2 separate regions of the Mus musculus genome follow, and region 1 is linked to region 2. Evidence: chromatin contacts called from ENCODE Hi-C or POLR2A ChIA-PET data. All regions are on one chromosome and are shown on one strand. The core of a region is the stretch at or near the end of the contact, and the rest is flanking DNA. Distances in the headings are between cores, read along the strand shown.

Region 1 (4,630 bases), core at 648-3,147, 260 kb after region 2:
AAATTCAGTCCCAGGGAATCCAGCACCTTCTGGTGTCCTTGGACACTGCATACACATGCTGCACACACATGCTGCACACACATGCACTCAGGCACACACACATATGTATAAAATAAATGCTTTTATTTTTTCAATTTTTTATACATTTTTACTTAAAATAGAATTACATTGCTTTTCCCATTTTCTTCCCTTCCTCCAGCCCCTCCAAGTATCCTCACTGCAGATTTAGAGATGCACAGATATTCTGTAATATTCAGACACCAATGGCCATTAATAGTTTTCTGGGTGCAGCCCCAAGTTTCTTTCTTGCTTTATCTGTTCTTGCTCGCTCTCCATTCCTCCCTCCCCCCTCTCCCTCCCTTCACAGTCACAGCAGTGCAGTAGCCACAGCAACTCTGAAAGCATTTCTCATCTAATTCTTTATTTGAAAGTTCCAGCAGGAATGTGACTCACTTCTAGGTAGAGTGCTCCTCTGGTATGCACTGGTAAGTCAACCATGCTTCATTAAAGGGCTCCACACCCATGAGTATCTAGGGAGCACAAACTGGACTCCAAGGAGTGATTTTATTAAGTTGAGGAGTGGATGGGGGGGGGGGGAGGTTAGATCTTGGACGATTTTAGGGAAGGCATGGGCAATGGACATGATCAAAATACAGTCTGAGAAATTATGTCAATAAAGACATAATATTCAAGATTTTTTCAAAGAAATCTCTATGTAGGGACATATCCATTTAATTCCAGCACTCAGGAGGCAGAGGCAAGTGAATCTCTGTGAGTTCGAATCCAGCCTGGTCTATCCAACGAGTTCCGGGCTAGTTAGGGCTATACTGAGATCCTCTCTCAAAAACTTAAAAATAAAACAAAAGAAGATACCTCCATGGAATTTGAACAGACCAGACTGAGAGAAAATTCTGTGCCCCGCAGAAGTCGCTTAGTGCAACACAATGCGCGTCCCCCGCAGCCGGGCCAGGGCATAGCGAGCTGCCATGTGGACCTCACGGTTTCGAAGGCTGTAGATGAGTGGATTGAGGACAGGTGTGACCACCAGGTAGAAAACTGCCACCAGTTTATGGTGTCTAGCAGGAAGATCACTAGAGGCTTTGGGCCGCAGGTACATGGCACTCACCGTGCCATAGAAGAGCCCCACCACAGCCAAATGTGAGCTGCAGGTGGACAAAGCTTTGTGGCGACTTCCAGCAGAAGGCAACTTGCGCACAGCAGCCAGAATCCAGGTGTAAGAGGCTAGGATGAGGACCAAAGGTACCAGGAGGATGGGCACGCCCAGGCCATAGACCAGCCTGTAGTTGGCTGTGGTGTCCGCACACGCTGTCCTCAGCACCGCAGGTAGCTCACAGAAGAAGTGGTCCACCGCTGCCCTCCCAGGACAGAAGGGCAGGCGTAGTGCAGCCACCGCATTGGGTACAGAGAGTGCAAAGCCCAGTGTCCAGGATGCTCCAGCCAGCGCTGCGCAGCGGGGGGCGGTCACCAGGGTCGCATAATGCAGCGGTCTGCACACAGCCAGGCAGCGGTCCAGGGCCATCGCTGCCAAGAGGATGGCCTCGCAGCTGCCCAGGGAGATGCCCACGTACAGCTGCGTGCCACAACGTACCAGGGAGAGGCGGGCACTGCGCATGGTCATGTGTGCCAGCGCCTGCGGTAGCGTGGTACTCACATAGGCTGTGTCCAGCAGGGCCAGGTGGGTCAGCAGGCGATACATGGGCCGATGCAGTCGTCTGTCCAAGGCTATCAGACCCACTAGGGCACCATTACCCAGCACAGTGGTGAGGTAGGCTAGAAGAAGTGAGGCCCACAGCAGGGGGCGCAGGGAAGGTGGGGCCCACAGTCCCAGCAGCAGGAACTCTGTGGTTCCTGAATCATTGAGGGTTCCCGGGCCCATCCTGGAGACAGAGACAAATAGCAGGGTCACTGCAGACAGTCTGAGCTGGGAGTGTAAGGGATGGCAGGACCCAGCTCCTTCTCCATTAGTCTCCCTTCCCAGCACTCTCCTTCCTCATTTTCCCGCCTCATTTTCCCTCTCCTCCCACCACACACACACACACACACACACACACACACACACTCCAACTCTTAAGTTACATCTTGTTTACCCCCGCCCCTCACCCACCCCCCCGTGCCTCTTTATGGTTACAATAGCTTGCTGTTGTAACTTGCACATATATTGAAGGAAAAAATGTTTCTGAGTCTGAATTTTTCCCTCATAAAATAAAGGTTTTGAGTGAGAGCCCAATGAGCTGAGCTTAATCTTTGACAAACTCACACAATGGAAGGAGGCAACCAACCCTAACCTCCACATAACACACACACAAAGACACAGACAGACAGACAGAGAGACAAACAGAAAGACAGTGAGAGAAGAAAATAAATAAATTAAAATACATTATTCATATCGTTTTGTAAAAGAATTCTCTCTCTCTCTCTCTCTCTCTCTCTCTCTCTCTCTCTCTCTCTCTTTCTCTCTCTCTCCCTCTCTTCTCCATGAGCTGGACCTGAGATACACAAATATCCAAGTCTTCCAGTGGTTATAAACCCACTGAAGTCATAGGTACTTGGAAGTCAATTGTGAGACATGCCTATAGACATACCTAGCAAATATTGGGTCAAGACCGTGATAGAAGAAAGATGGAGAGAGAACAAATCGCTCAGGAGCATTTCTGCCCTATGTGCACACAATTGCTTTGTACAACGGGCTCTCTGGATCACAAAACATCTTATTCATTCCCTGTGGGTGTCCATTACGAATCTGAAGCCTCAACAGACTCACCTCCCAGAAACTCCTATCGCCTCCTTTACCACATGGATTCTTTGCCCAGTTCCGCACTCAGACTTGCTCCATAGCTACACATCCCCATCATGGAGTAGATAGATGCTTCCCACCTCCAAGGATACACAGTATGCTCGAGGCTCCTGGGCTCGGAAGCAGGAAAAACAGCAAATTATCCAGGCTGTGATCAGGTAGGAGGAGTTAAAGCCCTCTACCCAGATCCACAGAGAGTTCTGACACAGAGGGACTGGGGGAGCAATTACAAGGCTCCTCGCCTTGCTCTCTCCCTAGGTCAGGACATTGGGACCACACTTGACTCTCACAAGAACCCATTATTGGCCATCAGTAATGAGGCTTCAGTGGGTTGATCTCGGCCCTGGGTCCCCATGGGCCCCATCTACCTTTTCTAGATGTGAGACTGGAGGTCACCCTGAGAGAAAAGCTAGGAAAATTCCTCTCTGTTCTATCATTGTCTCCATCTCTCTTTGAAGGTTCCTTATCTAATAATACTTCGGGGCTTTTCCTTTTTATAAATTTTAGTTACATGTATATACAAGATTTCTCTGTTCTTCTTGAGTTTCATGTGTTTTTCAAACTGTATCTTGGGTATTCTAAGTTTCTGGGCTAATATCAATGAGTACATATCATATGAGTTCTTTTGTGATTGGGTTACCTCACTCAAGATGATGCCCTCCAGATACATCCATTTGCCTAGGAATTTCATAAATTCATTGTTTTTAAAAGCTGAGTAGTACTCCATTGTGTAAATGTACCACATTTTCTGTATCCATTTCTCTGTTGAGAGACATCTGGGTTCTTTCCAGCTTCCGGCTATTATAAATAAGGCTGCTATGAACATAGTGGAGCATGTGTTCTTATTACCAGTTGGAACATCTAAGACCAAAGTGTGGACACTTCGCCCCTTCTTAGAATTGGGGACAAAACACCCATGGAAGGAGTTACAGAGACAAAGTTTGGAGCTGAGACGAAAGGATGGACCATCCAGAGACTGCCCCACCCGGGGGTCCATCCCATAATCAGCCACCAAATGCAGACACTATTGCATACACCAGCAAGATTTTGCTGAAAGGACCCTGATATAGCTGTCTCTTGTGAGGCTATGCCAGTGCCTGGAAAACACAGAAGTGGATGCTCACTGTCAACTATTGGATGGAACACAGGGCCCCAATGGAGGAGCTAGAGAAAGTACCCAAGGAGCTGAAGGGGTCTGCAACCCTATAGGTGGAATAACAATATGAACGAACCAGTATCCCAGAGCTGGTGTCTCTAGCTGCATTTGTAGCAGAAGATGGCCTAGTCGGCCATCATTGGGAAGAGAGGCCCCTTGGTCTTGCAAACTTTATATGCCCCAGTACAGGGGAAACACCAGGGCCAAGATGCAGGAGTGGGTGGGAGGGGAGGGGGGAAGGATATAGGGGACTTTTGGGATAGCATTTGAAATGTAAATGAAGTAAATACCTAATAAAAATTGGAAAAAAAATTTAAAAGAACAAAAAAATATTTCTTCTCTCAGTTTATCCTAAAGGAACTTAATGTTTATGTTATGGTTTTCAGTTAACTTTTTTAGCCGGATTCCTGAGTGTGTGAATGAGTGGCCTCTGTTTATTGTGCCTTCTCTTGGGTCCTTTTCCTTCTGCTTGTTTGTTTTATCTAACTCTGATTAGTTAGTTTTGTTTTATCTTATTTTATTTTATTATTATCCCTTAGAAGCCTGTTTGTTTTCTAATAAGAGACTGAAAGGGAGGTAGATAGAAATGAGAGGGGAAGAGGAGAGGAACTTGGAAAAGGACAGGGAGGGGAAATCATATTCAGGATTTATTATGTGAA
Region 2 (4,558 bases), core at 1,258-3,757:
ATTCACAGCCATCTAACTCCAGTTCCAGGTGATTCAACGCCATCTTCTAGCCTCCGCAGGTTCCTGTACACGTGGTATATACACATATACTCAGGCACACATACACATATACATTAAAACAAAAGAACCTTAAGCCATAGATCTACCTAGCTGGACATGGTAGTATACACCTTTCATTTCAGCACTCAAGAGGCAGATGCATCTCTGGATTTGAGACCAGCCTGGACTACATAGAGAAACTGTCTCAAAACAAACAACAAAACTTTTCAACGGCACACAAGTGCTTCTTGTTCATACCACTGGGATATGTTCAAGGTTGGCTAGGTGACACTACTTACATTTGACCAGCCAGGTGAACCGAGCCTGCTCTTATGTCTGGTGCTAACTGGTGGTGACCTAACCTAGGTTCTGGGTACAGCATTTCAGTCTTAGTTCCCCTTTCTGTTGATGTGATCAGTTACTCTGACCAAAGGAACTTAAAGGAGAAAGAGTTTATTTTATCTCAGAATTCAAGTATGTGGGAGCATCATAGGAGCATGGGGGTGGGAATCCAAAGCAGCAGGAGCCTGAAGCAGCTGGCCATATCACTGCCATGACGATGAGGATACAGAGAGTGCTGAATGCATGCAGTCCACTCTCTCCCTGACCTGAGAATGGTTCCACCCACAGTTATGATGGGTCTTACCTCCGATAACATAATCAAGATAATCACCCCACCCAGACAGGCTGCCCATCTTCCCAGTGATTCTAGATATTGCCAAGTTGACAACACTAACCATCTGAATGAGGGTGAGAGATTACTTTCTGTTTGTTTGTTTAGTGTGTGTGTGTGTATATGTGTCCTTGTGGAGGTCAGAGAACAATTTGTGGAACTCTTTTCTCTCCTTCCACAGCTGTGGGTCCTCAGATTGACCCCGTAGGGTTTCTGTGAAGAGACACCATGACCATGGCAAGTCTTATAAAGGAAAACATTTAGTTGGGGCTGGCTGACAGTTCAGAGGTTTAGTCTGTTGTCATTACGGTGGGACCCAAGGCATAGTGCTGAGAGGTACCTGAGAGTTCTACATCTGGATCTGCAGACAGCAAGAAGAGACTATGAGCCACTAGTCCTGGCTTGAGTTTCTGAAACCTCAAAGCCTGGCTGGAATGATGCTGTTCCTCCAACAAGGTCACACCTGCTCCAGTGATGCCACACCTTCTAAGATTCACTTCCTGTGAATCTATCGGGGCCATTTTCATTCAAACCTCCACACCAAGAGAATCAGTGAACAACCCGTTGACACTTAGGAGTCAGTGCTACCCACTTCATTCTGTTGGCTAAAGCAAACTTCCTGGAATAAGGAAGTTTGTATTCCACCTTCAGGAGAGAAATTGCATACCCTACAACAGAGGGTGTGAATATTACGAAGCATTAATGATGTATCTGCAGGGATAGTGGGCACATTTTTCTCCCCCTGACATACCTATAATCCTCAACACCCTATAATCCCTGTACAACAGTGGGAAGCTTAGCCCAGATCAGCGGTGAAGGGGATACCACTTGTAGAAGCCGAGGAGTCTTTCTACTAGCTGAGAAATACTCCCTGTACTGGCTAGTTTTGTGTCAACTTGACACAGCTGGAGTTATCACAGAGAAAGGAGCTTTAGTTGAGGAAATGCCTCCATGAGATCCAACTGTAAGGCTTTTTCTGAATTAGTGATCAAGGGAGAAAGGCCCCTTGTGGGTGGGACCATCTCTGGGCTGGTAGTCTTGGTTCTATAAGAGAGCAGCTGAGCAAGCCAGGGGAAGCAAGCCAGTTAAGAACATCCCTCCATGGCCTCTGCATCAGCTCCTGCTCCCTGACCTGCTTGAGTTCCAGTCCTGACTTCTTCAGTGATGAACAGCAATGTGGAAATGTAAGGTGAATAAACCCTTTCCTCCTCAACTGCTTCTTGGTCATGATGTTTGTGCAGGAATAGAAACCCTGACTAAGACGCTCCCCAAGTCTACGCTGTGACTTTAATGGTAAAGTAGGTCTAGAAGCAAAGAAGTGAAAACAGAAGAGTGCTGGTGACTCCGTCCAGTAATCCCAGCTCAGGGCAAGGGGATCCTGAGGTTGAGGTCTACATAGTGAAACCCTGTCCCAAACCAAACCAAACCACTCTACCTCAGCGTGTCATCACATAATCTTAAAAATCTTTCCCTTTTCTACCATCGGCCTCTATCAATTTAGAAATTTTACTACCGAAGGAAATTTTTCCACCAGGAGACGCAATTTCTCTATAGTACTAGAAGTGGAGCCACAGAAGGGCAGAGCGTCTGAGGAACGCTTATAGCGAGCGCATCTTGCTGGGGACTACATTTCCCACAGGTCCCAGCGCGCTGTGCCGGGTGCTGGGCGCTCCATAGCCTGGAGCCTCAGGCTGGACGGCGTGAGACCTTCTGGGACATGTAGTCCTGTGGGCGGTGCCCTAGAGCTGGGGACTTGGGTTTTGAAAGTCATCCCGCGGCATTCCACTCCGGGTGGCCGCAGGCTGCGGTGCCTGGAGGCGAGTGCGGACGGACGGATAACCAAGCGCGAGGACGAGAGGCAAGAACACGGGAGAGGACTGAGAGGGCAGGGTGTCTGCATGCTGGGTGGGTCCCCACCCTATCACAGCTCTGTAGAGGACAGTGGTCTGGGTAGGGGGTGTGCGAGGGAATAGTGTGGCACAGCTCTTAGACATACTTCTGCTACGTTATGGAGATTTGTGTAACTCCTATTTGGAGGGTTTGGTCCCTGCAATGTGTCAGCTTTCTTCCACAACTTTACGTTTATGGGTGGCTTAGTTTGTCTCGCCTGTGTGGTTGTAGTTGGTCCTAGCTGGGTTGTTTGAACACTGTAGACTCGAATTCTCTTCTTATGTGGGTGTGCGTGAGCTTGTGTTCTACTTTGTAACTGTATCTGTTTTTGTATACGGATGAGCTGTAGTTGTGAGTTTTGCCCAACTGCCTGACTGTGCTGATGTGGTCAAGTGTGATTATATGATCTTGTATTTGTGTGTTGGGAAATGTGTCTGTATTTGAGCCCGACTATGTGTCTCATTCTGTGGATCTACTAATATAGATTTTATGTAATAACACTGTGAGTGTGAATTTTTAAATTTAATTAATTAATTAATTTTGTGTGTTTGTATGTGTGTGTAGGTCTTTGGACAACTCACAACAGCCTGTTTTTTCCTACTATGTGGGTCCCAGCGATGGAACTCGAGTTATAAGGCTTGGCAGCAATCGCCTTTACCAGCTGAACCAGCTAGCTGGTCCCAGATTGTGAGTTCATAGTATGCCTGGCAGAGGGAGGTTGTGCAGATTTTAGGTTGTATTTGTATCTGTGGTATGGCGGGGAATGTGTTGGGATGGTTGAAGGAGTTGGGGCTCAATTCAACTGTGGATTTACATGGCCTGGGTTTGTATATAGTTCGTGAATTGCATCTTACTGATTTGTATGCAATTGATTCTATTCCATTGGGTTGTTTATGTGTATTTGAGTATTCATATGTGTTTGCTTATATGTAAGTAAGGGTGATAGTTTGTGCATATAGCATCTCGTCTAGGTGATCAATGAGTTTGGTCACTAACACATTGGTATGCTCTCTGGATAGCTATTAGCTAAACTTGTGGATATCCAAGGCAAGGTTGCAGCCAGGCCAGGCATTTCTCCCCTACCTAGTGGCCGGTGAGCAGTATGAAACCCTGGATAATTTCGACCCAAGCCCAGAAGACAGCCCCGAAGTCCCATTCAGGCAAATGTCCTGTTCTAGGACTGAGGTGTCGGGGTGGCTACTGTGCTGTGGAAGGGACCAAATAGAGGTGTCTTTGCTTTTTTTCTAGAATGTACCTGCTGGCTTTGGGGAACAGGGCAGACTATAGAGCCTGGTGAAGGGTAAGCAGGGATCCAGACTGGGAATTGAGTTTCTGAGCCACAGAGCAACCGAGTCTCTGGACGTCTTTAGACAGCAGTAGGAGAGGAGAGAAGATAAGAAATGGGGGAAACTAGAGTTGGCTCAGAGGAGGGCGTTGTGGTGTATTCTTCAGGACACAGAGCCAGGCATTACAAAGTAGGATCTAGAAGCCCTGGTGACATATTAGTCTAATGGACCAGGAGGAAATGATCCCAGACTTTAGACATATAAGCTGGGAGTCAGAGGAACCAGTTAGTCACTTGATTTGATGGACCTTAAAGGGATGATTTTAGAGAGACTCCAAGGGGGTTAGGCTATATAGGGAACAATGGGGGGGGGTTCAGAAGGTCTCTGGGGCTCCACACAGGGCATGTATGAAGGTTTCTGGATGAGAAGGGTGCTTTGAAAAGGCTTTGAACATCTGTAGCAAGGAAGTATGCATTAGTGGCCCAGTCGTGAGTGAGGGCAGGAAGCATCACTTTCATGGAGGTGAGTACTGCTGGACCCCAAGTGAGCCTGAGGTCAGCCTTAGAATCAAGCAGAAAGAGGTCTTCTGTCGAGAGGTGACAGAGGTGACTGGGAGCTCTAAAATGTTCTTCTGTAGATGTAGATGTGTCCCTGTCCACACCCACGTACG

The links. Hi-C counts contacts between places; a loop is a spot of excess contacts on that map. ChIA-PET counts read pairs that join two places held with the same protein, here RNA polymerase II (POLR2A).
Region 1: a map of left cerebral cortex shows a loop between it and region 2 (5-fold over the local background). The contact joins the promoter of Olfr1344 here to the promoter of Zim1 in region 2. A Hi-C loop is called at or near these places in 7 of 37 maps with a recorded cell type or tissue (Patski, adrenal gland, heart and 1 more). POLR2A ChIA-PET finds 5 or more read pairs at or near these places in 1 of 5 experiments (Patski).

The regions. Positions count from the first base shown.
Region 1 is chr7:6,437,169-6,441,798 of GRCm38, reverse strand. Olfr1344 (olfactory receptor 1344) reads right to left here and starts at 1,897. Exons shown (of 1, transcript NM_177061.3): 1 at 932-1,897. The coding sequence starts at 1,897. The coding sequence ends at 932.
Region 2 is chr7:6,694,381-6,698,938 of GRCm38, reverse strand. It overlaps Zim1 (zinc finger, imprinted 1), which reads left to right and starts at 2,507. Exons shown (of 8, transcript NM_011769.4): 1 at 2,507-2,570; 2 at 3,167-3,289.